7 separate regions of the Homo sapiens genome follow, and all the other regions are linked to region 1. The links are chromatin contacts, found by Hi-C or POLR2A ChIA-PET in ENCODE. All regions are on one chromosome and are shown on one strand. The core of a region is the stretch at or near the end of the contact, and the rest is flanking DNA. Distances in the headings are between cores, read along the strand shown. Region 1 holds the start of ATG7 (autophagy related 7). Region 2 holds the start of BRPF1 (bromodomain and PHD finger containing 1). Region 3 holds the start of OGG1 (8-oxoguanine DNA glycosylase). Region 4 holds the start of RAF1 (Raf-1 proto-oncogene, serine/threonine kinase). Region 5 holds the start of CRELD1 (CRELD disulfide isomerase 1). Region 6 holds the start of MKRN2 (makorin ring finger protein 2). Region 7 holds the start of FANCD2 (FA complementation group D2).

What was found. Hi-C counts contacts between places; a loop is a spot of excess contacts on that map. ChIA-PET counts read pairs that join two places held with the same protein, here RNA polymerase II (POLR2A). Pooled maps may share reads with other maps.
Region 2: a loop to region 1 is called in a map of CD8-positive, alpha-beta T cell, with 5 times the contacts of the local background. The contact joins the promoter of BRPF1 here to the promoter of ATG7 in region 1. A Hi-C loop is called at or near these places in 1 of 168 maps with a recorded cell type or tissue (CD8-positive, alpha-beta T cell), 1 of 37 single-sample maps with no recorded cell type and 7 of 50 pooled maps.
Region 3: a loop to region 1 is called in a pooled map, with 8 times the contacts of the local background. The contact joins the promoter of OGG1 here to the promoter of ATG7 in region 1. A Hi-C loop is called at or near these places in 5 of 50 pooled maps.
Region 4: a map of CD8-positive, alpha-beta T cell shows a loop between it and region 1 (8-fold over the local background). The contact joins the promoter of RAF1 here to the promoter of ATG7 in region 1. A Hi-C loop is called at or near these places in 2 of 168 maps with a recorded cell type or tissue (CD4-positive, alpha-beta T cell and CD8-positive, alpha-beta T cell) and 9 of 50 pooled maps. POLR2A ChIA-PET finds 5 or more read pairs at or near these places in 1 of 52 experiments (Panc1).
Region 5: a pooled map shows a loop between it and region 1 (11-fold over the local background). The contact joins the promoter of CRELD1 here to the promoter of ATG7 in region 1. A Hi-C loop is called at or near these places in 5 of 50 pooled maps. POLR2A ChIA-PET finds 5 or more read pairs at or near these places in 2 of 52 experiments (PC-9 and activated B cell).
Region 6: a loop to region 1 is called in a map of B cell, with 37 times the contacts of the local background. The contact joins the promoter of MKRN2 here to the promoter of ATG7 in region 1. A Hi-C loop is called at or near these places in 4 of 168 maps with a recorded cell type or tissue (B cell, CD4-positive, alpha-beta T cell, CD8-positive, alpha-beta T cell and 1 more), 2 of 37 single-sample maps with no recorded cell type and 9 of 50 pooled maps. POLR2A ChIA-PET finds 5 or more read pairs at or near these places in 1 of 52 experiments (PC-9).
Region 7: a loop to region 1 is called in a map of naive thymus-derived CD4-positive, alpha-beta T cell, with 19 times the contacts of the local background. The contact joins the promoter of FANCD2 here to the promoter of ATG7 in region 1. A Hi-C loop is called at or near these places in 1 of 168 maps with a recorded cell type or tissue (naive thymus-derived CD4-positive, alpha-beta T cell) and 7 of 50 pooled maps. POLR2A ChIA-PET finds 5 or more read pairs at or near these places in 1 of 52 experiments (GM12878).

The regions. Positions count from the first base shown.
Region 1 is chr3:11,271,106-11,273,691 of GRCh38, forward strand. It overlaps ATG7 (autophagy related 7), which reads left to right and starts at 1,292. Exons shown (of 21, transcript NM_001349232.2): 1 at 1,292-1,325. RefSeq lists enhancers at 890-939, 896-1,487, 1,210-1,339, 1,488-2,077.
Region 2 is chr3:9,730,461-9,733,046 of GRCh38, forward strand. BRPF1 (bromodomain and PHD finger containing 1) reads left to right here and starts at 1,275. Exons shown (of 14, transcript NM_001003694.2): 1 at 1,275-1,678. RefSeq lists enhancers at 711-1,270, 1,831-2,390 and silencers at 734-1,093, 1,564-1,613, 1,624-1,753.
Region 3 is chr3:9,748,669-9,751,254 of GRCh38, forward strand. It overlaps OGG1 (8-oxoguanine DNA glycosylase), which reads left to right and starts at 1,284. Exons shown (of 7, transcript NM_002542.6): 1 at 1,284-1,755; 2 at 2,277-2,524. The coding sequence starts at 1,619. RefSeq lists enhancers at 858-907, 938-1,057.
Region 4 is chr3:12,662,827-12,665,412 of GRCh38, forward strand. It overlaps RAF1 (Raf-1 proto-oncogene, serine/threonine kinase), which reads right to left and starts at 1,291. Exons shown (of 17, transcript NM_002880.4): 1 at 987-1,291. RefSeq lists enhancers at 373-983, 984-1,595, 1,207-1,556, 1,597-1,666 and a silencer at 797-1,016.
Region 5 is chr3:9,932,498-9,935,083 of GRCh38, forward strand. CRELD1 (CRELD disulfide isomerase 1) reads left to right here and starts at 1,337. Exons shown (of 11, transcript NM_001077415.3): 1 at 1,337-1,423; 2 at 1,923-2,115; 3 at 2,338-2,420. The coding sequence starts at 1,942. It overlaps IL17RC (interleukin 17 receptor C), which reads left to right. Exons shown (of 19, transcript NM_153460.4): 17 at 111-206; 18 at 323-361; 19 at 456-1,124. The coding sequence ends at 1,096. RefSeq lists silencers at 309-368, 949-1,278 and an enhancer at 1,379-1,748.
Region 6 is chr3:12,555,798-12,558,383 of GRCh38, forward strand. It overlaps MKRN2 (makorin ring finger protein 2), which reads left to right and starts at 1,290. Exons shown (of 8, transcript NM_014160.5): 1 at 1,290-1,379. The coding sequence starts at 1,354. It also overlaps a transcript of MKRN2OS not described here. RefSeq lists enhancers at 910-1,019, 1,070-1,129, 1,517-2,040, 1,950-2,009 and a silencer at 1,300-1,389.
Region 7 is chr3:10,025,151-10,027,736 of GRCh38, forward strand. It overlaps FANCD2 (FA complementation group D2), which reads left to right and starts at 1,287. Exons shown (of 44, transcript NM_001018115.3): 1 at 1,287-1,323. It also overlaps the pseudogene CIDECP1. RefSeq lists enhancers at 1-114, 750-1,385, 1,386-2,020.

The DNA of each region.
Region 1 (2,586 bases), core at 42-2,541:
ACCATTGAAACATCTGCGGATGTTTTGGTCAGAGTGATCTCACTATTGCAATAGTCTCCCTCTGCTATTGCACGGTTCCTTCTCTCCCACCTCTCTCACTTCTTGCAGTAATCCTTTCTTTTTTTTTTTTTTTGAGACGGAGTCTCGCTCTGTCGCCCAGGCTGGAGTGCAGTGGTGGGATCTCGGCTCACTGCAAGCTCCGCCTCCCGGGTTCACGCCATTCTCCTGCCTCAGCCTCCCAAGTAGCTGGGACTACAGGCGCCCGCCACCACGCCCGGCTAATTTTTTTGTATTTTTAGTAGAGACGGGGTTTCACCGTTTTAGCCGGGATGGTCTCGATCTCCTGACCTCGTGATCCGCCCGCCTCGGCCTCCCAAAGTGCTGTGATTACAGGCGTGAGCCACCGCGCCGGGCCTGCAGTAATCCTTTCTAATAAGTATCCTTATTAGTCTGGATTTGTTTTCTTATTTGCCAGAATCAAACAAACTTCAGATTACGTTCCTGGCCCAAAAGCCCTTTAACTTTCAGCAAGCCACCTAACTTTTCTTAGATTCTGTTCTTTCATATATAACTTGGGGATATGTTTCAGGACTCTTGTGAGGATTAGAGATGTAAAACCCTGAAAACATGGTGGCTAGTTAATTAATAGCAGTCATCGCTCTTGTTGTTATGAGTCTAGAGTGGTATATCAGAGTTAATTTGTGAAAGGCCTTACAGGCCAGACAGAGAAACTTGTCATAATCACTGCTGTATCTTCAACACCTGTCCAGTGCTTTGCACGCGCAGAGTATCTAACCAAGTATTGAGAGGGAATAACTTTATCTCACTGACAGTGAGGAGCTGTGAGAATGATGGCTGGTTTAGAAAAGGCAGGTTGGTCACTGTCGACGTTCACTGGCCTTTTCCTACTAAAATTCTCATCTCCTGGCTCTCCACACCTGCCACCCTGATGGCCCCTGTGCTGCGTTTGATGCCGCCTCTCCTGGAGAATGACCATGGTGATCATTCCTGTCATCCTCTGAAATCAAAAGAGAGAACGTGGGCACTTTCTTAAAAGCCTGAAGGGAATGTAGACATTCCGACATCTGGTAAGGGAGACGCTCTCCATCGCTTCCCCCGGGGGCGTCACCGCCCCCTGATGCCCCGCCCTCCTCACGACTCAAGTTCCTCCCACTTAGCTCGGTGCTAGGGGCGCATTTCCCCGGCATGCCTCTGCTCCTTTGCGCACGCGCGCCGCTTCCCAGTGGCAAGCGCGGGCAGGACCGCGTTGCGTCATCGGGGCGCGCGCCTCAGAGAGAGCTGTGGTTGCCGGAAGTTGAGCGGCGGTAAGTGAGCCGCGGCGGGCGAGGGTGTAGTGGGGTCTTGCTGGGCCGGTTTTGGAGGCCTGGAGTCAAGGGGCGAGCTCGCCAGGGAGGGCGAGGGTCACAGCAAGTCTCAGGATCCTCCTCTGCCAGTTTCTGGGTGGTCCTTCCTCCTCCAGGGACTCACTGATTCCGGCTGGCGCCCTTCGTCTGTAGCCGCGTCCCCTCAGACTGGTTCAGTCCGGGGTCTTCTGACTTGGAAGCTCGTGCTGATTTCCTAAGTCAGCCCCTCCTGTCCTCTTGGTAGGCAGTGCTCAGAATCTTCAGTGTTGGAACACGGGAGATGGGACATTTGGATTCCCAGCCTGGCTGTGTCTGGATTTGCTGTCTCTGGCACGTTCCTTCCCCATCTAAGCTGCTTTTCCATCTGCAAAATGGGAATGATAATCCGCCATTTGTTTAAGTGAGGAGGTTAAATAAGTTTACTTTCTGAGAAAGAAGATTCTCGATTCCTTGGTTACAGGGTTAGAAACTAATGCACAATAAGAATCAATCCGGTAAGGTAAATATAGGTGTTAGAACATTTGTCAGAAATAGAGTCAAACTTCTAATTTTATAAGTACAGTACTAACGTACATGATGTTGGAGAAGTACAAGCCAAACCGTGTGTGTGTGCACGTGCGTGCAGTTTCCTGATTTTTAAACACTGGCGACTGATGCCATTTTTTAAAAATTGGCAAGTAATTCTGGCGTTTAAAAACATTGGCAACTCAGTTTTTACAAAACCCTGTTCAACTGTAACCAGTCATATCTGTGGCTGTCAGTTTGGGACCTCTGGATCCCAGACTCCCTTTTTCATTGACTACTTAGATTTTTTTCTCTGACACCTCTGCCCACTGGCCAGATTTCTTCAGTGACAGAAAGCTTTCTACTTCTGGTTGCTCCTGTTTGGTCCTCCCCCAGTTCTGACTCTTAGGTTGAGCTGAAAGCAGCTACTCGGTAATCTTAGCTCACTGTTCCTCCTTCAGGCTCTTGGAATCACCCCTGCATTTAATTGCCCTATACATCATTGAAAGCTGCTAGTTTGTCTTCCTCTTCTCACCTTTTCTTCTCTAGGCTAAGCATATTTAATGTATTTGCTCATAGTAAACTTAACAGTGACAGCAAATTTTGTCATGTTTTGTTATATCCCCAGCATATAGAGCAATGCCTAGCATATTATATATGCTCAATAAATATTTGTTGGATGAATGAATAAAACAAATATTTGCCTGTTATGTGCCTG
Region 2 (2,586 bases), core at 25-2,524, 1.5 Mb before region 1:
TTAATCAGCAAACCTCTTCCTGGCATGTCGATTTTATTGGGATGGTTTTTAGAAAACATACATTTTATTGGGTCAAATGCAAAGTTTGCATTAAGAAGATAGAAGCTTTCAGATGCTTTGGGCTTTGTCCCAGAACCCTGGAAGACCTTTCACGCTCCTCTTTGATGACAAAACTGGAGAAGTATTGTTTAAGGATGTCTCCCCCTGCCATGCAAGTTCTCTGAAACCCTCAAGAACTAACAACAGAGTTTTCGAGCTCTGTTTTACAAATAAGGAACTTAAAGAACTGAACTTGCCCACGTTCACATTGCTAGGAGGTGACCCACTCACATTAAATCAGCTGTTTTGGCACCATGTTCCAATCAGCAACCCGCAGCACATCCCTGCCAACCCACAGATTTCCCACCGCTTTACCAGACAAGCCCTTTCACACCCACCGGCCCCAAACCAGCCCCTTCTCTCAGACCCATACCTTTTCTCTAGCACCTCTCCTTTACTTTTCCCAAGTTTCTTCCCTTTCCTTCAGTCACGCCCCGTTATCCCTAATCGGTCCTGCCCTTTCCCCACAGCTCCGCCCCTGCCTTACCAAGCCCCGCCTGCTCCCTTCAGCGTCGCATCGCTTTTTCCAACTTTGTTCTTTATTTCTAGTCCAGCTCCACTTTCCAGGCTCATCCAAAGCTCCGCCCTTTCTCTCGCGAGTACTCTTCTTCTGTTTAGCCCCACTTTTTACCCCGCTATTCTAACAGGCCCCCGCTGTGCGGTAGCCCCGCCCCCTCCCACAAGCCCCGCCCCACAGACCGGTCTAGTCTCCAGCCCCGCCCCGGTCCTACCCATAACTACCGGTCCCTTAGGCTCCAGCCCGCATCCCTCTTGCTCCCGGCCCTGCCCCCAGCCCCGCCCCGTGACTCTGGCCCCGCCTCACCGCCTTCCTCCGAGACCAAGGCCAGGTCCCTCCCGCAGCCGCGGCGCCAGCAGGAGGCAGGGAGCGGATAGGGAGGAGGCAGAGGGGGAGGGGAGAAGGGCGGGCTCCTCACGCCCAGCCCCGCGCTCACCGTCCGTGGTTGCAGATTCGCCACAAACCGCCCGACGACCCCAGATCCCGAGTACGGTGACTTCAGTCTCCAGAAACTCCACTCTAAGATGGGAGAGCTAGAGAAGCCCTGTGGGGTGTCCAGGGTCCTTTCTGAATCCCGGAGCACGGTCTTTCGAGCCTCAGCGGGCGGGCGGGGATCCGTGGCGAAAGTGCAGCTCAGTAGCGCCGCGGCGCCACGTTTACCCTGCGCAGACGCCGTCGCCGCCGCTGCTGCCGCCGCCGCTGCCACAGCCTTTGCCGCCACGGTCTCCGCCGCCGCTGTCCTCGCGCTGCCTCTGGGAGCCTCCATTGTTCCAGCAGCGCCCGGTCCCGAGACCGGGCATCTTGGGGGCTCGCGAAACGGGCGGCGGCCGACGGAGTTGAGACCCCAGGGCGCCGGCGGGACCAGGAGCGGCAGGGGTCAGCTCAGGAATCCCGGGGAGCCGGGACCAAAGCGTGGGGCGGCAGGGGGCCGGGGTGGCGAGGTCTACGGTCTCCGGAGTTGGGGCTCCCCCTTCCCGGCCCGACTTTCCCCGCCGACCTCCCCAAGTGGGGTCGGAGCCCCGGCGGGCGCCCCCGGCGATGAGCCCGGACTCGAGGTGGCCGGTGAGTGCGGGCCTGGGACCAGGGCGGGAGTGGCCGGCAGGGAAGGGGTAGGCTACGTTCGTGGGACGCGCACTGAGCCGCGTGGCCCGGGAACCTCTCTGGCAACTCCAGTTGGGAGAACTGACAGTGCATTGCTTCCCAGCAGGCATCCTGGGGCAACAGTGTATCTTTCGGGGCTGCCCGGGCTAGTGGCAGGCGGGGAGCCTTGTTTCACTTGTTACACTTCCACAAAGGGGAAACGCCGCCGCATCCGGAGAGTGGGCTGCGGGCACTGCCGGGGCCCAGCCCTATCCCTCCGGCCCCCGCCCCTTACTTCCTCCAGCCCCCTGAGCTTCAGGGGCAGATGCAGCCGCCATTCTCCTTGGGCCCTCCCCACGGGCTTTCTGGTCTAAGTTCTCGTCTCCCTCGCCTGTGCCTCTGCTGCCGGGTTCCAAGGGGAGATTGCTGATTCGCTGTGCTACTTTGGGAACCATTCACCCGGGACCCAGCTTGGAAAGAGGAGAGCTTGTTTGTGCTTCGGTTGGTTTATGTTTAAAGACACAGCCGCAGGTAGGAAATAGAAGAGTTGCAGTTGGACGTGTAGCGTTACTGATGTGAAAATCAGGAGCCGTTGACAGTGGAGCTGGAGCAGCCCACTTGCCTGGTTAAGGCACAGGTGGAGAGGCCAAGAGGGGTTATTTTGTCAGGGAGCTCATGATAGCCCTGCCTGGCTGGGATGGTGCCAAGCCCCTAGCTGAATGGTTGAACTCAACTAGGCCGAGAGAAATTGGGGCAGTCTCTGACCAAGCTGGGCTTCCTGAGGCCTGGTGCCATCTGCTGTCTACACTCACCCAGGAATGTTGGGGAGCGGGGAGGGAGGGCCCCTGCGGACCAGCATGGAGCTGAGCATGCCTAGATTGTCGCGTTCG
Region 3 (2,586 bases), core at 34-2,533, 1.5 Mb before region 1:
GGGGCGGCCCAGGCCTTGCAGCCACTGAGGACTGGCACTGAGACAATGATGGCACTGGTCTGATGTTGATTCCATGCTGACGGTACACTCCGCTAGGTCTCTGGCTGGGACACAAGGGTCAATCCGCTGCAGATGTTGCTCTTCAAGAATTTGCAGTCTGGGCGGGGTGCGGTGGCTCACGCCTGTAATCCCAACACTTTAAGAGGCCGAGGCGGCTGGATCACGAGGTCAAGAGATCGAGACCATGCTAGCCAACATGGTGAAACCCCATCTCTACTAAAAATACAAAAATTAGCTGGGCGTGGTGGCGCGCACCTGTAGTCCCAGCTACTCGGGAGGCTGAGGCAGGAGAATCGCTTGAACCCGGGAGGCGGAGCTTGCAGTGAGCCGAGATCGCGCCATCACACTCCAGCCTAGGCGACAGAGTGAGACTCCGTCTCAAAGAAAAAAAACTTGCAGCCTGATAGTTAAGATACAGCAACCCCAAATCCCTATGCTAAAAGGTGAGAATGGCCCAGATAAAGGTCATGTCTCCTAGCTCCCTGCTTTTTCATGCCATCCTCCAGAAGGGAAGAAATTAAATAATCCATCCTCCTACTCCAGGCGACTAGAAGGCAGGCTGCCTCAGGGCCACACACTGGGACTTGGACTCAACCTGATGGGCTTCTGGGCCCAGCCCCAGACAAACCCCCGGCAAACGTCCCATTCCGAGGAAAGCATGAGCAGATGGAGTATGGAAGAAATGCCCAAGACGGCAGGCAGCAGCTGTGGCGGCCGGCGGGACGACAATCCGAGGAGAGGCCTCTGATGTCCTGAGGTCTCAGAGGACGCCTAAAGGCCTTGAATGGGACAAGCTTAGCGGGCGGGCGCAGAAGAGAATAATACTCTGGAGACACTTCCCGAGGGCTCTGGGGCCGGAGCTGTGTTCGCTCCGGTTCTTGGTGAAGACAGGGTTCGTGGGAGGCGGCCCAAGGAGGGCGAACGCCTAAGACTGCAAAGGCTCGGGGGAGAACGGCTCTCGGAGAACGGGCTGGGGAAGGACGTGGCTCTGAAGACGGACAGCCCTGAGGAACCGCGGGGCGCCCAGATGGAACTCGTTAGCGCCCCGAGTGCAGACAATCCCGGAGGGGGAAAGGCGAGCAGCTGGCAGAGAGCCCAGTGCCGGCCAACCGCGCGAGCGCCTCAGAACGGCCCGCCCACCCTGATTTCTCATTGGCGCCTCCTACCTCCTCCTCGGATTGGCTACCTCTAGGTGAAATGAGCGGTGGTTGAGCCCTACTTCCGGTGGTGCTGTGGTCTGCCCCTGGAGAACCCAGAAGAACACAGCTGTGCGCGCCCACAGGCTCTGGGGGCGGGAGAAGATAAGTCGCAAGGAGGGGGCGGGACCTACACCTCAGGAAAGCCGGAGAATTGGGGCACGAAGCGGGGCTTTGATGACCCGCAAAGGGCGAGGCATGCAGGAGGTGGAGGAATTAAGTGAAACAGGGAAGGTTGTTAAACAGCACCGTGTGGGCGAGGCCTTAAGGGTCGTGGTCCTTGTCTGGGCGGGGTCTTTGGGCGTCGACGAGGCCTGGTTCTGGGTAGGCGGGGCTACTACGGGGCGGTGCCTGCTGTGGAAATGCCTGCCCGCGCGCTTCTGCCCAGGCGCATGGGGCATCGTACTCTAGCCTCCACTCCTGCCCTGTGGGCCTCCATCCCGTGCCCTCGCTCTGAGCTGCGCCTGGACCTGGTTCTGCCTTCTGGACAATCTTTCCGGTGAGTGACTGAGCCTGAGAAGCCTGTCCCCTCGGACTGGCTCCTGCCGCCTCAACACTGCCTGGCATGGGGTACAAAGGAATTTGGGGGATGATGGAAGAAACCCGGGGTACAAAAGAGGAAACAAGCACGGGTAGCCAACCTGTTACCTTTAATATGTCTGTACAGTGATAATTGTAAGGATCCAGCGGTATAACCGATGCAGAAGATAATAGCACTTGTTTTTCTTTTTTTGAGACAGGGTCTCGCTCTGTTGCCCAGGTAGGAATGCAGAGAGGCCCATTCCAGCCTCGACCCCCCGGGCGCAGCCTCCCGAGTAGCTGGGACTACAGGTGTGCGCCATGCCCGGTTAAATTTTTGTATTTTTTGTAGAGGTGAGGTTTCGCCATGTTGCTCAGACTGGAAGATAGCACTGTTACTTGTATTAGTTTCGTACATGGAGCTATTGTAGGATAGGAGGGACCCCAAAGGGTGCAAGAAAGGAAATTGAGTGCCAGGGTTGTCATGTGCCTTGGGCTCAGGTGGAGGGAGCAAAGTCCTGCACACTGGAGTGGTGTACTAGCGGATCAAGTATGGACACTGACTCAGACTGAGGAGCAGCTCCACTGCACTGTGTACCGAGGAGACAAGAGCCAGGCTAGCAGGCCCACACCAGACGAGCTGGAGGCCGTGCGCAAGTACTTCCAGCTAGATGTTACCCTGGCTCAACTGTATCACCACTGGGGTTCCGTGGACTCCCACTTCCAAGAGGTGGCTCAGAAATTCCAAGGTGAGTACAGGACCTGGGCTGGGGTTAGGGTTCTTGGACATAAGTCACTTCTCTATGACTCA
Region 4 (2,586 bases), core at 41-2,540, 1.4 Mb after region 1:
AGCCAATTCTTATCACACTGCATTGTTTTCACGCCTTAGGAGCGCAGGGAGGGCAGAGTCTCTCCACTCAGCCCACAGAGGACCAGGCAAGCAGAAACGCTCAATGAACGTGCCTTGAATTCATTTTCCACTTAGATTAAGTGACCCCCTAGAACCCGTTCACATCTCAAGGATACACTAAGTTCCATTCCTTCTTCCCACCACAGAATGAATACCAGGGGCACACCCAGAGCCCTAGAACGAGAACAATGAATGAACACGGCCGCCTCGCCTCTCACGACGTCCAAACCCCTCTCTCTTGGGCATCGACTCGCTCGCAGAGCCTCAGCAGCTGCAGAGCTGAAGCGTCCCGGCGGCTCTCGCGTCACACAAAAGACAGCCCTGGCTCTTCATTCCAAAGCGTCCTGAGGCCAATCCTCTATAAGTATCCCAAACCTTTCATTAATAACCCAGAGTCCTGATACCCAAGGCTAGTCCTGATACCCAAGAAGAGGCCCCTGTGCCTTTGTGGTAGGGCACTGGCCAGTTTCCTCCTCTCTTACCCGATTCCTCACGTCGTCTCTAAAAGGGTGTCACTTGACTGAAGTACCCTGAGAAAGGGTGCAAGCCCGGGTCCCACATTCGGCGGCCCAAGAGAAAAGGAATTGGCCCATCCAAGTGACAACAGATATGGGGCAGCTCTGGGCGGATTTTCCCACTGCCAAATATGAGGAATGCGCATGGCATAAGGGTGGCGTTGGCACGTTTCCGCCAAACACAAGGAAATTTGAGTGGGATGTGGGAACTCGGCTCGCCGGCCATGACACCGGACTCCGGGGCCCCCGCCCAACGCTACCCCAGGGTGACAACGGCCTGGCCCAAGCCCTCTGCCCGGCAGCCGCGGGGCCGCTCCATCAGCGCCACCCAGGCCCGGTCGCCCTGGAAGCCGATCCCTCAGCCCCGCCGCCCGGCTCCCCCGGCATCCACGACCCGGTCCTGCCACCTACCTGAGGGAGCCAGGCCGCCCCAACGTCCTGTCGTTCGGCGGCAGCTTCTCGCCCGCTCCTCCTCCCCGCGGCGGGTGAGGGAGCGGGAGGCGGTCACATTCGGCGCGTCCCCAGCCCAGGGGACGGAGCCCCGAGCAGCCCCCGCATCGTAGCAAACGCGCTCCGCGCCTCAGGGCACGCGCCCCAAAGCCCGGCCAGCTGACCCTTTTCGGGGCCCAAAAAAGGCAGCAGAAAGCCGTTCCCGCCTCACAATCGTTTTCCTCTTACTCCCGCCATCTAAGATGGCGGCCCAAGCGCCCGCGATTAAGACTCTCGGGCGGCCCAGACGAGCGAGCCCTCGACTCGGTGCTCGTCCTCCCGACCTGCGACGCCACCGGCTCTCCGATTCTGCGCGAGCCCTACTGGCAGTCGACTTCTAACTTGGCTCGGGCATCCATCGCTCTGGCCTGAACTCAGGCCCCGCCCCCGGGGCGTGGCCTAGCGATCTGGTGGCCGCCATTTCGAAGCTGAAGAGGTTAGGCGACGCTGACTTGCTTTCAGGAGAGGCACTCGGTAATCGAGAAGAACCGGCTTTCGGCCAGCCAGGAGTGGCCAGAGGCCTAGAAGGGGAGAGGAAGGCCTGCCTGCCCAGCATTGCAAGGCCCAGCGATCACCAGACGTGCCTCAGGACACAGGGCACAGTGTCCAACTTTGACGCGTCCTCTCCGGGCACTTTAATACCAAATCACGGCTCCGCCACTTGACAGCTATGTGGACAGTCCCTGAACCTTAAACGGTCTTTTCCTTGTGTGTAAATTCCGAGTTCATTTTTCCCCCATCACATTAGCAACAAGTTAAAAAAACTGATAATATCCGGTTTGGTCCAAGGTATATTGAAACCTGTTGTGTGCCCTCGCAGCGCTATCACAGTGGAACTTGGACATGTTAAAAGTATATATCCTTCCTCCCGGCAGTTTCACTTCTAGACACTAATTCTAGAGAAATAAGTATACACATACACAAAAAGCTATGTGTGAAGATATTTAATGCCATATTATTTGCATTCTGGAGAAACACTGGGGATGAAATGAAGATTAATAGGAAACTGGTTAAGAGAACGCTGCTACACATCCAATCTGGGTTGTCATCCATCCAAGAATGAACTAGATAGTTACTGAATTTAAAAAACAACAAAAAAAGGGCCCGGCGCTTTTTTTGGGATTACTCCTGTAATCCCAGCACTTTGGAAGGCCGAGGCAGGCGGATCACCTGAGGTCGGGAGTTCGAGACCAGCCTGACCAACATGGAGAAACCCCGTCTCTACTAAAAATACAAAAATTAGCCGGGCGTGGTGGCGGGCGCCTGTAATCCCAGCTACTCAGGAGGCTGAGACAGGAGAATCGCTTGAACCCGGGAGGCAGAGGTTGCAGTGAGCCCAGATCGCACCATTACACTCCAGCCTGGGCGACAGAGCGAGACTCCGTCTCGAAAAAATAAATAAATATAAAAAAATAAAAATACCAAATTAGCTGGGCATGGTGGTGCATGCCTGTCATCCCATCTACTCGGGAGGCTAAGGCAGGAGAATTGCTTGTACCCAGGAGGCGGAGATTGCGGTGAG
Region 5 (2,586 bases), core at 87-2,586, 1.3 Mb before region 1:
TTATATAAAGGCATGAGCCACCGCACCCGGCCCAATTCATTTCTGTTAAGTCTCAGTTTTTCTTCTCTGTGGAGGGTAAGTTTCTAACTCTTCTTCTCTGGGTCTCCCAGACATCCACAAGCGCTGGGCCCTCGTGTGGCTGGCCTGCCTACTCTTTGCCGCTGCGCTTTCCCTCATCCTCCTTCTCAAAAAGGATCACGCGAAAGGTGAGCGCTTCCCGGCTCCCCATTCCCCTGGGGGAGGACCAGAGTGGCTGTGGGAGTTCTCCGAGGGAAAGCGGCGGCCGAGCTCACTGGCTGCCTCCGCCCCTCTCCCCTAACAGGGTGGCTGAGGCTCTTGAAACAGGACGTCCGCTCGGGGGGTGAGTGGGAGCAAGCGCTGGGCGGAGGGCCGCCCCCGGGGAGCCAGGCCTGTGCCAGCTCACCTCTTCCCTCCCCATCTGTTTTCTCCGGCAGCGGCCGCCAGGGGCCGCGCGGCTCTGCTCCTCTACTCAGCCGATGACTCGGGTTTCGAGCGCCTGGTGGGCGCCCTGGCGTCGGCCCTGTGCCAGCTGCCGCTGCGCGTGGCCGTAGACCTGTGGAGCCGTCGTGAACTGAGCGCGCAGGGGCCCGTGGCTTGGTTTCACGCGCAGCGGCGCCAGACCCTGCAGGAGGGCGGCGTGGTGGTCTTGCTCTTCTCTCCCGGTGCGGTGGCGCTGTGCAGCGAGTGGCTACAGGATGGGGTGTCCGGGCCCGGGGCGCACGGCCCGCACGACGCCTTCCGCGCCTCGCTCAGCTGCGTGCTGCCCGACTTCTTGCAGGGCCGGGCGCCCGGCAGCTACGTGGGGGCCTGCTTCGACAGGCTGCTCCACCCGGACGCCGTACCCGCCCTTTTCCGCACCGTGCCCGTCTTCACACTGCCCTCCCAACTGCCAGACTTCCTGGGGGCCCTGCAGCAGCCTCGCGCCCCGCGTTCCGGGCGGCTCCAAGAGAGAGCGGAGCAAGTGTCCCGGGCCCTTCAGCCAGCCCTGGATAGCTACTTCCATCCCCCGGGGACTCCCGCGCCGGGACGCGGGGTGGGACCAGGCGCGGGACCTGGGGCGGGGGACGGGACTTAAATAAAGGCAGACGCTGTTTTTCTACCCATGTGGCCCACACGCGTCTCCGTTTCAGTGGCGGGGCTGGCAAACGTCATTCCCTAGCCCCGCGGCCCTTTAAAGCCCGGACAGGTGCAGCTCGGTGCCGCCTCTGGTTGGCTGGCGTGGGGTGACGTAATGGCACATGGCCCGTCGCCATTGGCTGGGCGGCAAGCTCCGCCCCCTGGACTGCGGCGCGGGTGGGGGTTGTGCGTTTTACGCAGGCTGTGGCAGCGACGCGGTGAGGAGACGGCCCACGGCGCCCGCGGGCTGGGGCGGTCGCTTCTTCCTTCTCCGTGGCCTACGAGGGTCTGGATCCTTCTCTGCCGGCTCGTGGGCCGTGCCTTTGCCCTTCTGCGAGGCCCTGAATCTGATCCCTTCCCTTCATATCCGGATCCGGGCTCCTCCCTCCAAGCCCGGGGTTCCGGACACCTCCCCCAAGACAACCCCTCTGGCCTCCTCTCCTTCAGTACTTGGAATCTGATCTCTTCTCCCTAATTCTGCGGATCCGGCCCCTAATATTCTTTATCAGACCCTCAGACAAGAGGCTGACTTCTGCCCCCTTGTCAAGGAGCGAGGCCACTTTCCTCTCCACCCCATGCTAGCGAGGATAACTTATTTCTCTTCTGGAATTGCATCTTATGCGCCTTTCCCCACCCATCCCCACAGCCCCTGCAATACCCAGTTTGGCCTCTTTTGCTTGTAATAACGCAGATCCCAGCGCCACGGCACCTTAGAACAGACCTTTTTCTTTCTCGCGTGGGGCCTGACTCCTTCAGTGAAGCCTCTCCACGCCCTCTATCTGCAGGTCCCCAGCCTGGGTAAAGATGGCCCCATGGCCCCCGAAGGGCCTAGTCCCAGCTATGCTCTGGGGCCTCAGCCTCTTCCTCAACCTCCCAGGACCTATCTGGCTCCAGCCCTCTCCACCTCCCCAGTCTTCTCCCCCGCCTCAGCCCCATCCGTGTCATACCTGCCGGGGACTGGTTGACAGCTTTAACAAGGTGGGTGCACCGGCAGCCTCGTTAGAGGGGAACACAGCGATTTAGAGTGGGGAACTCTGGGATGCAAATCTGCGTGGATTTAAGTTTCATCTTGGTCTCTTACTAGTTGTATGGCCCTAGGCAGGTTGCCTTTCTGTGCCTCAGTTTCCTAGTCAGTAGAACAGTGAAGTGCTAGCATGTGCCAGGCACTGTACTTAGCTATTACTAATTTTCTGTTTCCAGGGCCTGGAGAGAACCATCCGGGACAACTTTGGAGGTGGAAACACTGCCTGGGAGGAAGAGAATTTGTCCAAATACAAAGACAGGTAAGGGGCTGCTGGGGGAAGGGGTGTATATTCCCCTCCCCGCCAAATCTCTGCTCTGCTGGTGTAGGGCTAGGAACTCTTGGGGAGCACTTATTCATTCAACAAATAGCACTGAACATCTATAGTATAGCAGTAAACAAGGCAAGCAAAATGCCCCCTTCCTGGA
Region 6 (2,586 bases), core at 40-2,539, 1.3 Mb after region 1:
GATCCTTCCGGCTCAACCTCTCCTTACTCCAGCATTTTGAAGTTTAGTCGAGCATGGTGTCGCGCACCTGTATTCCCAGCTGCTGGGGAGGTTAAGGCAGAGGACTGCTTGAACTATGATGGCGCCACTGCACTCCAGCCTGGGCGACAGAGCAAGACCCTGCCTCAAAACAAAACAAAAAATTCTTTATTTTGATCTGGGTGGTAGTTTCATGAGTGTATGCATGTGCAAAAATTCATAGAATGTGTTTGGTGCACTTATATTGTGCATGTTATGTATCTCGAGTTTTTAAGCAATGAGAAACCATTGTAAGATTAAAAGGTGAATGACATGATCCGATTTATGTTTTAAAAATAGATTTTTACCAGGAACGGAAGCCAGAAGACCAGTTAAAAGGCTATCGCATGGCTGGCCAGGCGTGCACGCCTGTAATTCCAGCTACGTGGAAGGCTGAGAGGCAGGAGAATCGCTTGAACCCGGGAGGCGGAGGTTGCAGTGAGCCGAGATCGCCCCACTGCACTCCAGCCTGGGCAACAAGAGAGAAACTCCGTCTCAAAAAAATAAAAAATAAAATAATAATAATTAAAAAAAAAGGTATCGCATGGTGCTAGGTAGAAGGGACGGTGGAAAGGGGGCAGAAGAGGACGCATTGGACAGAGGTGTGGGAGCAGAATCTGCAGGGTATAGAGAGCTAGAGGGAAGTGTCAAAAATAACTTTTGGGGTTTCCACCATAGGAAATGGAAGACGAGCAGCACAAGACTGGCAGGAAAGAAAATGAAGACTAAAACTTGTGGAAGTAGAGATTTGGGGAAAGAGCAGTTGGGAGAGAGCTAAGGAATTTCCTTAAGTGGGAGGCGAGGTCCGGCGGGAACAGTTGAGGCAGGGCCTGAGAAGGGTGCCCAGTGAGTGCGAGTATGAATGGATAGGGGCATCCGGGATTAAGAGGAGAGGCTGGAGTTTCCCCAGGAGTGGTGAAGTGCCTCGAAGGAGGCGGGAGATCCCTAAGGAATACTCTTGGCGATCGGGGCAGAATCGCAGGCACTAACAGTAGGCATCGGGATAAGACTGGCAGGACTAAGATGCCAGCCAGGCTCCGCCCCGGAGGCTTGGAAGTGCGGGACACCGAGAGCAGGGATGCCGGGACAGCCGGCCCGATCCCCGGTGCGGAACCAATTGTGACGACGGCTAGGTTACCCGCCGGCGCTACAAAGGTGCCACACCGGAGGGGCGGCGTGCGCCGGCGTGCGCCGGCGTGACGCGGCTACGCGGGATGGGCCGGGCCAGGGCCAAGGCCGAGGCGGCAGCGGCTGCGAGAGGCGGCGGCACGACGACGGTCCCTCAGCCCAGCCACCATGAGCACCAAGCAGATCACTTGCAGGTCAGTGCGCTGGAGCCAGGAGCTTCGGGCCGCTCCCCCAGGCCGCAGGGGGGCCGGTGCGCGCCAGTGCTGTGGTCCGGGAACCTGAGGCTAGAGCGGGACTCGGAAAGTTACTCGGCTGTTCGCGGCGGGGCTTTGCGAGGCAGAGCGAGCGCTGCCGCCACAGCCGGGGATCCGGGGGATGCGTGGCCGAGACGCTGGGCGAGGCCAGCGCGGGGGGCTACGCCCCGAGTTTGAAGCGTGGCCCCTGTGGGCTGGGAGGAAGGACGTCCTAGCCAGGGCCGTGCAGGATGCCGGGGCGCTGTCGGGAAGGCTCTGGGGCTTACGCTTTAACTGGAAAAGATTTGAAGTTGAGTAAAGGGACGCCGAGAGGACGGTTACAAATGGGGATACCACATAGGAGTAATTTGTTAATCGATTATGAGGGCCTCAAAGTTTGGAGAATCCAGATGCAATCTAAACTTGCAGAGAGTTAACAAGTAAAAGTTGTTGTGTGGAAAATAACGACAGGTAGCATATTGTGAATATCGGCGAAGCGCCCTGCATATTTCCAAGTCCTTTATATTCATTATCATCAGACTTCACAGTAAGACAACTTAGTAGTTATTATTACCATTTTACAGTGCAGGAAACTGAGACCGAAAGACGTTGACACTCATTTATCTTACTGAGAGAGCCATTTACGAGGAGAAATGCGACGGTAATGGATGGTTTATTGTAGAAAATAGCCAGATAGCTACACTACGACTGCTCCTATGAAATAGAATAGTGTGGTTGTGTAACACCCTCATTGCTTGGTCAGCTTGTGGCTTACTGGTAATGGAGTCTAGTCCTATTGAATTGTATGTTTGGAAAACGCAAATTGAATTGTATGCTTGGAAAATGCAAATTTCATTTAATAATTTTTATGGGAAACATTGCTTAAAAACAGTTATAGAGTTTGTGTAATAAACAGTTTATTTTCTATGTTGTTACTTCTCTTCATTGGTATGAATAGTTGAGACGTGACTGTGTAGTAAGTTTTCTGTTAGCATTAGTGTACATTTACTGTTCAATTTATCCAAGGCCCAGGTGGCTTATGTTAAGCTGTTGTCAGAAATTTGCACCTAGTGTCTATAAAAAGACTTTTACTAGGTTATTTGTACTAGAAGGTGTTTTGTGAAGACGGGTTTGTGTGTGTTTACGTATTTTTATTTGTATAAAGTTT
Region 7 (2,586 bases), core at 37-2,536, 1.2 Mb before region 1:
TCATTGTGTTGCCCAGGCTGGTCTTGAACTCCAGGGCTCAAGCGATCCTCCCACCTCAGCCTCCCAAAGTATTGAGATTACAGGTGAGAGCCACCACGCCTGGCTGTGAACAAGTTTTTTGATGGCCTACCATGTGCCTTGCACTCTGCTGCATGCTATGGGGTATAGAGTAAGGCAAGGTCATGACCCTGCGCTCAGAGTTTCTGTTCAAGTGATAAAATATGCAAACGGAAAAATAATAGATACTTAATCTAGTGCAACAAGAGCGAAACTCCGTCTCAAAAATTAAATTAAGTTAAATTAAATAAATAAATAAATACTGCAATGAAGTATGTGAGGAAGTTGCCTCCACCCTAGGAAGGGAAATGATAATTACAATTCCTTACATGTCTAACAGCAGTGTTACAGATTGCAAAGCGCTTTGGTGCTTAGCATCTCAGCTAACCATTGGAACAGTAATTTGGTAGAATGCAGATTATCACACTCACTTGACTGGATGTTACAAATACTAAAAGCTATAAAGCACCAGGCACTCTTCCCAACGAAAGGGTGGGATGGGATAGTTCATAGGTAAACCCACCGAGGGTTGGCGACTAACCTAAAGGATTAACAGCACCGTTTTTGTTTTTTGTTTTTAACACTCAATACGTCCTAGATCCTGTGCTAAGGGATTTACAGACATCATCTAATTTGATTCCCACCTGTCTATGAGGGAGGTACTGTTATTATCCCCATTTCACAGAGGACAAAAGTGAAACACAGAGGTAACGGGTAAGGTCACCTTGCCAGTGGGGGCGAGACGTGAACCTAGGCAAACTGACACAACGCCTGCACTTTCTTGTCCAAGGTCACGGCGGTGTGAGGTAGGCTGGGGAAGGGAGGGCGCTGACCTGTCAGATACTTGTTCCTGGGTGAGCTTCTTGTCGCTCTCCAGCAGGATGGACACGTAGTGGCGGATCATGTCTACGAAGAGTGATAACGATGGGTAGGACCACCCAGAGGCAGATGTTGGAGTCAAGCAACAGTTCTGGCCCTGCCATCTTCACTGAAAGCTGGCTCCCAGCCGGTGATGGGCGAGCTTCTCTTCACCGGGGCGCAGTTGCTTCTCTCTGACGTCGCCTCTGGGCCTTCTCTCGCCCCTATGCCCGGCTAGCACAGAACTCTGCTGCAGCGGTGAGCCCAGCTTATTGCCTTCAGCTGGGCTGCCCGGCCTTCCACTTCCGGCGCGGAAGTTGGCGTCACGTCATGGCGCGCCTCGGTGGCGTCAGAGCGGCGTCGGGCCTGGCGGGAAAGTCGAAAACTACGGGCGGCGACGGCTTCTCGGTGAGTAAGTGGAGCAATGGTCGTAGTCTCTCGAGGCCCCGCTCCCCTGCGGCCTAATCTCTAAGTCCGGGCCGCGGTCGGCGTTCTCCTCTGGGGCTCCGCGCCCCGAACCTTGGCTTCCTCATCTGCCCTGAGATGGGATAATCCCCACAGGTACCTTTCTGCGTCATTAAAATGCGGAAACGAGAAAGGCTTTTACCCTCACCCGCTTCCCGATGAACTAATCCAGGCAGTCGGCCTCATCTCACTTCTGTTGGGCTTTTCTGGAAGCCAGATGGTATCGCACGTGTTAAAGGCGGGTGCCTGGAAGCCGGACGTGCTGACAAGACTTAGTTTTTCCATCTGCAAGATGGCTGATAATGGTTATCCGTATTAACCGAAGCGGCGATAAATAAAAAGTTTAGCACAGGGCCCGGTACCTCGTAAATGTTAACCATTATTAGAAGTCATTATAATCATCAAGAGTAAGTATAGGTGGTGAAGAGCGCAGGTGCTGAAGCCAGACTCCGAGTTAGAATCCCAGTTCTGCCCGTGATGATGAGAATAATGGTACCCACCTCAAAAAGTTTTGTGGGAAATAAATGAATTATTAAATATAAAGCACTTGAAACAGTTCTTGTTAGCTTTTAGCATTTCCCCTGCACTGCGAGCTTTTTTCACTCTGAATATTCTCAGAAATTTTCCTTATGCCGGTAACTATGCTGGGCATTAGGGACATTGAGTAAGTGAGACTGGGTTCCTGCTCTCAAAGAGCCCCAGTCTAGTGTGAGGTAAGGGCCCCTAGGTATACCCTGTGGAGCAGGGAAGCTGCAGTAGCAAACTCCCTTAGGGATAGGAGGAACACTTTTCAAGGAAGATGACATTCGATTGAATGTTTAGATCTGAGTAGGAATTTCCAGGCAAATAAGAGCACTTCAGATGAAAAGAACACCTTTGTGCAAAGGCACTGAGACCACGAAGGTTCTGATTTACAAGATTAAAAGGTCATGTGATTCAGGCACTTCCCCCACCTCTGCTGTCTGATTTCTAACTCCACATCTCCTTGTTTCAGTATGAGTATCTATTTGCCTGGACTCCTCTTCTCCTACCCCTTCTACTGGCTAACTGCTGTTTCAGCCCTCAAGTCCCTGCCTAAAAATCACTTCTTCAGGCCGGGCGCGGTTGGCTCACGCCTGTAATCCCAGCACTTTGGGAGTCCGAGGCGGGCGGATTATGAGGTTATGAGATCAAGACTATCCTGGGTAACACGGTGAAACCCCGTCT